Linked DNA regions of Mus musculus: region 2 is linked to region 1. A link is a loop called in an ENCODE intact Hi-C map of the cell type or tissue named here. Cell type or tissue: left cerebral cortex. All regions are shown on one strand. Each heading gives the region's core, and the rest is flanking DNA. Links, peaks and the distances in the headings are about the cores only.

Region 1 (2,916 bases), core at 112-2,611:
AAATGTTTATTTTAATTTGCTGTGTTATAACTTATTAAAAAGCCTCTCCAGTGTGGAAGGACTATTTTGGGTCTCACAAGGGATCCAGTAGTTTTGAATAGCTTGTCATTAACTCATTCATTTGTTCAAGCAACTCTACCTGAGCACCTGGGCACCAGGACTGGTGAACAAATGCCACCCCCGGGACTCTGCCTCTGAACAATGACAGTGTAGGATCCCAACACCCACGGGAGGGTGGGATGGGGTGGGGGCTGGGGGATGGGTGGGGTGGCAGAAGCCCAGGGAGCTGTGACTTCTCCCAGCTGGGGAGACTGGGCCTTAGGAAAGTGTCAAGCAGGAAGTGACTCCATTTCAAAGGCACCCAGATTGTCACACAATTTAAAAAAGCAATTCTGGTATTGGGATCGATGTGTAATTTGAGATCCCCGGAGGCAAGCACTATTCTCCCCAGAGGTCACCCCCACACCTTTAATTTCTGAGCCACTAGGGAAAGTGGGAAAACTCTCCTAAGCCTCTGGCCCTAATATTCAAGTGCTTCCCAAACACTTTGGCTTTAGAGGTTCCTTGGGTCCTTCAGACACAACAATGTCTAGCTCTCAGCTTATTATCTCTCTCTACAGTCATGCCCTAGCATCCCTCACTGCATCACCACAGTTGCCTTGCCAACTGGCCTGACGGTTTATGTCCCTGAAAAATTCATACGTTGAAACCTAATTTCAGGCATTCTCTTAGTTTGAAGAGCTAAGGCACCAAGGAATTGATTAGGTCATAGGAACTCTGCCCTTATTTCTAGAATGAATGCATCTATAAAATAGGCTTGAAGAAACTGTTCCCCTTCCCACCATGTGAGGACATAGAAAAGGAACCAAGAAAGTAGGCCCCTCACCAGACGAGGAATCTACTGATCCTCTGATATTACACTTCCTAGACTTCAGAACTTCCAGCAATAACTTTCTGTTGTTTATAGTTTACAGCCTAAGTCATTTTGTTATAATAGGCCAGATGGGGCAAGGTAGCAGTGGTTCTCAACCTGTGGGTCAGAAACTCTTTCACAGGGGTCACCTAAGACCACCACTGGAAAACATAGATATTCAGGTTATGATTCATAACAATAGCCAAATTACAGTTATGAAATAGCATTGAAAATAAATTTATGGTTGGAGATCACCATGACACGAACTGCATTAAAGGGCTTCAGCGTTAGGAAGGTTGAGAATCACTGGTCTAGTGCTTGCACACAGCCAAAAACTATATCACAACCTGCATCCATATTCTCTCCTTCCCCCATCTATGTAGTTACACATTTCTCTGCTCCCTTGTAGTTAGGCAGAGCCATATGACTAAGCAGAGCCATGGGCTGTGAAAAGCAGCCAGAAAGCCATTTGCTGCAGAAAATGCAATCTCTATTACTCTGGATCCTTGAGAGACGATGCGGAGCAAAGTCTGACTAACAGAAGAAGCAAAGCCAGTTAAATCACGGAAACACCAGGATTGGCCTCTAATTGTTCCATCACAAATGCAGGCTTGCAAATACAGAAATACTGTTTCTATCGATAATTGCCAAAATCGGACCTGCAGGTATAGGTACTGACGGCACATTGGACAGTACCAAGGATACGGGAATGAATAGGCAAATAGGTCTCGAAACTGGAACTTGAAACCTAGAGTCAAAAGAAAATAGCCCATGCTAGCACCCCAATATCCCCTCTCCCCCACAGTGCTCCGCTGGTCTCTGTTTGGACTCAGGGTAGGACTGAACTTTTTGGTTCTTGTCTCTGAAACAGTTCTGTACTTATGACAATCAAAACTACATGCAGCTGCTGCTGTCTGCTTCAGTGCCCTGGGGAGGGGAACTGGTGGCCCATTTTATCCCTTTTCTACCAAACTATAACCCTGCACGCTTCCAGGGTTATATCTGGATTTGGCTCCAAGGTGAAGAGTCCTCAGCTCCCGAGGCCAAAGGCTTTCAGTTCTGACAGTTCCTTCCCCTATCTATACCAGATTAAATAATAGTTTCATCGGACCAAGTATCACTATATAATTTTTGGAGTTACTATCCCGAAAACATTCAACACATTTTAGTTGAGCACAAAAGCAGGTTCTAAATTTGAGACAGATTCCACGTATTTTCAAAAACAAACATACTAATGCATTTCATTCCAGCGTCACAGGTTTTGAGGTCCCTGTTAGGCAGAAGGGCAGAGTGCTCATACAAATGTCTCGCTAAGATGTTAGACAGAGCCTGATTTGGAAAGTGCTTCAATGGAAGGCCCTCGTCCAAAGGCAAGCAGGCTGGCCAGGAGAGTTCCAGGTCAGAGGAGGAGGAGCCACAGTCCTTGGTACCTTCATCAAGACTGTGTTTCCTACTCTTTAGTCATACTATGGTGGAGTTAGCTGGTGCTGGGCCAGAAACAAGGAGGAAGCTAAAGGCATTGAACACACACAACAGCAAAACGCTGAGATCCATATCCTAGCAGAGCTCCTTAGGATGCTGTGACTTTGGCAAGGTCCATGGCTTCATGATTCGGAGGTTTCTCTGTATATAAAGTAGAGGTAAGTATAGAAAGGAGTGTTTTAGTTTTTGGAGGACCGCACAGATTGTATTCTGCAGCTTGTTAGCCTGAATCCTCCTACCCCAAACACTTCCATATTCCAAGAACCGATCTAATGGATGAATGTGTGATGGCTGAGGGTTTTGCTCAGTAAAGCATACTTTTGCAAAGCCCTGCAAGACACCAAACTGTAAGTATATTTAAAGAAGATAAGATGTCCTAGGATTTTCCTTCTGTTTTCATTTGTTTGGATGTTTTTGTTTTTTTTTTTTTTTGTTTTTTTTTTTTTTGTCCTTTTTTGTCCCCATAAACATCAGTAGCATTGGATGGAGGTCATGCAACTTTTGCAACTACCTGGTTCTAG
Region 2 (2,916 bases), core at 301-2,800, 110 kb before region 1:
CCCCTCTCCCATCCTCGCTGGAATTCTGCACTTTTTGTACATCCTCAGCTCCTGCTGTATAACTCAGGCACACTGTAACTAATCACACTTACTCCCATCGATTTTTTTTTTAATCCCCAAGGACAAACTACCTCATCCCTCCTTAATCTAATGACTAAAATTAGGCAAACGCAGCCAGCTGATACACATTAGGCATCGCCCCAGAAAGGAAGACATCAAATAAAATATGACCAAAACCCTTTTTATGTCTCCATTCTCTTAACTGCCCATGCAAATCAGGCAGAGGCCTTCCAAATACAAAAAAGATGTTGGGATCTGTGTATGTGCTCAGAATCCTTCTTTGGGTCAGGTCACCCAGGGAACACCTCTTGGTGCTATCCCCCTTTCTCATGAGCGAGCACTGAGTCTCCTGTGTGCCAGGCAAGCATGGTGGTTAAAACTTTACATTGAAGTTTTCCATTCCACATCATTGCACTGTGAAGATCTAAAGCCATTCATCCTATTTCACACAGGAGGAAACTCATGCTTGCAGAAATGAATGGCAAGCTGCAGGCTACCCAGGAGGAAGTAGATTCAAACCCAGCACTAAGTATGTCCTCTCTGGGGCGACCCACTGAAGCTGGGGACAGCCAGTTTTGTGAAGTCTGACACAAAACGCAATGGTCACCACTTGCAGCCTTGTATTCAGAGGACTAGAGAGGGATGGTCCAGATGCCCAGGTCTGTCCTGCATCTGGATAGGCAGGACCTGAGGTCTGGGCAGGGAAGGCCATAGAGGAGCAATCATGTCCAAACCATGGGAACTGCGCCTGCCTGAAGGAACTTCAGAAATAACATCTCTGTTCCTCCCTCTCAAGGACTCAAATGTGGCACTGAGGAAGATTTCTAAATGTCAAAGCCTCTGTGAAGATTGTCTGCCCGCCTCCTTCGCACACACTTGAGGTCTGCGCTATAATTACAGACACTCTTCCCTGGCCCTCCATATTTGCCTTGTCTGAGCTCATCTGTGCTGGGCTGTAGTCAGTGCAGGAAAAGCATTGCAGGCAGACTCCCAGGGGAACTGTGTTGTCCCAGCAGACTGATGGGGAAGACTGGTAATTGTAGGTGGAAGGCCAAGGCAAGAAGAGAGGCAGCAGCTCTGGGGAGCCTGGTGTGAGGCTAACAGCTCACACCACTCTTCTGGCCTTTCTCCAGTCCGAGAGCTGCATCTTTCAGCTGGGATCTCAGACTTCCCGAGGATCATGGGAACTCTGGGACCCTCCAAAGTCATAGTTCTTTCCCATTTTCTCAAGGCAGAGGCCAGTCAGACACTAGCACCTATTATGTACAAGGCCAGGAAACAGGAGTAGAGAGAGAGGCCGTTCAGGTGCCAAGGTTCTCTCACAGGTCAGGTTTCGGGCTATGAGCCATAACTGCAGACAGCATGGAAATCAGTAAGACCCTGGGTGCATGTCCAGTGCGATTGGGCTGGAATGGACTGATAGGCTCTTGTCAGATTTGAAGAGAGGACCTAAGAGAAGCAACAAACCACTAGCAGATGGCAGCTTGCAGCAAGCACACTGCAGGACACTTTGTTCAAGGCCTCAGAGACAGTCCCTAGAGGTCTTGAAGATGGACACAGCTAAATGATAGGGACAATGGATAATACGCAGGGACAGTGTGAGCAGAGGCAGGCAAGCAGAAAATAGAGGGAATGTGGTTTGCACCACTCAGAGGCAATTAATTTAATTAAGCACTGCCCTCCTGATGTCTTTATGGTGACAGGGCTTGTTACTTAACTCTTCCTGTGTTTTTGCCCAGTGTCTCCAACTAGGTCATCTTGTCAAAACATTTCTTTAAATCTCTGGCTCTCCCTAGAGTCCACATAGTTCTCAGTGTGAGACAAAAACCACTGCAATCATTACCAACATATTGAGGACCACTTTCCCAAGTTGGAAAAGAACACCGACGGTGTGGCTGACATTTCTGAACATCCCTTCGAAAGGCCAGTCACCACCTCAGATGGTGAACGCAGATGAGAAGTAAATGCAGGTGACAAGTGTAGACACCCTGGCCACCTTTGCAATCCAGAGGAGCATTGTCCCGAAAGTATGACATATTTCAGTGGGCATTATAGCCCCAAAGACCAACATAAGAAAATAAATAAAACGTTCCAAGCTCAAAATACAAAGATTTCACTAGGAGGCTCACAAGAGAGGTGGGATGTTTCAGGACTGTTCTCAGAATTGGGAAGAGGTCACCAGTGTCCACCATCCTAGCCACCATTTCCCCAGACTGGAGAAGACTGGAGACAACAGTTCAGCTACACCTGTGTCTCCTCTCCTTCCCCCTGGCACCTGTGGTCTGCCGGGCACTGAACAAATCACAGAGTAGGCACAGGGTTACCAATCAAACATGGTGAAGCAAGAAGCAAGTGGTTAAGGCCAGTGTGTCTTCTTTACAGTCACTCAAGAGCTGTCCAATCAGAGGGTCTCATTCTTGATTCCATATGCTGTCATCATCTTGAAATTTGCCAAATAAGTTTTGATTAGGGGCCCTACACTTCCAATGTACGCTGGACCAAATGAATTATGTGGGCAGTTCTGGATGCGGAAAGAAGACTTTGCCATCTGACTCCCATCCTTCCATTTGACAGAGAGGAGTAAGACTGTTGGGGGTATGGCCACGGCTGACAATGTTTGAGAGAGAGCAAGGTGACTCCATCTCCTGGGTCAATGAATGGTACAGAAATGAGCATGTGACCTAGTTTGGAACAAAGAGACTCAAAGATGGCTTCTTGAAGATACCCTTTGGTTTTTGTTGTTGTTGTTGTTGTTTGGTTGGTTGTTTGGTTGTTTTTTTTTTTTTGTTTGTTTGTTTTTTTAAATCAATAGATATGAAGCCAGTCTTTGTTCATCATTAAATGGGCTATACTGTT

What was found. Peaks named below come from ENCODE experiments on the same cell type or tissue, not always from the same donor. Only the 100,000 strongest peaks of a DNase experiment are listed, where the experiment ranks them.
Region 2: it touches region 1 in a loop (5-fold over the local background); 1 of 42 quality-filtered maps calls a loop at or near these places.

The regions. Positions count from the first base shown.
Region 1 is chr7:96,571,651-96,574,566 of GRCm38, reverse strand. All of the region lies in intron 6 of Tenm4 (teneurin transmembrane protein 4), which reads right to left. Among named protein-coding and RNA genes, the nearest start is that of Gm15413, 230 kb to the left of the region's middle. In left cerebral cortex, for the core only: no CTCF peak of the experiment used is centred there; DNase peaks (open chromatin) are centred at 1,377 and 2,531.
Region 2 is chr7:96,678,691-96,681,606 of GRCm38, reverse strand. The region is part of intron 7 of Tenm4 (teneurin transmembrane protein 4); the gene reads right to left. Among named protein-coding and RNA genes, the nearest start is that of Gm15413, 120 kb to the left of the region's middle. In left cerebral cortex, for the core only: no CTCF peak of the experiment used is centred there; DNase peaks (open chromatin) are centred at 952 and 1,474; H3K27ac peaks cover 1,449 bases.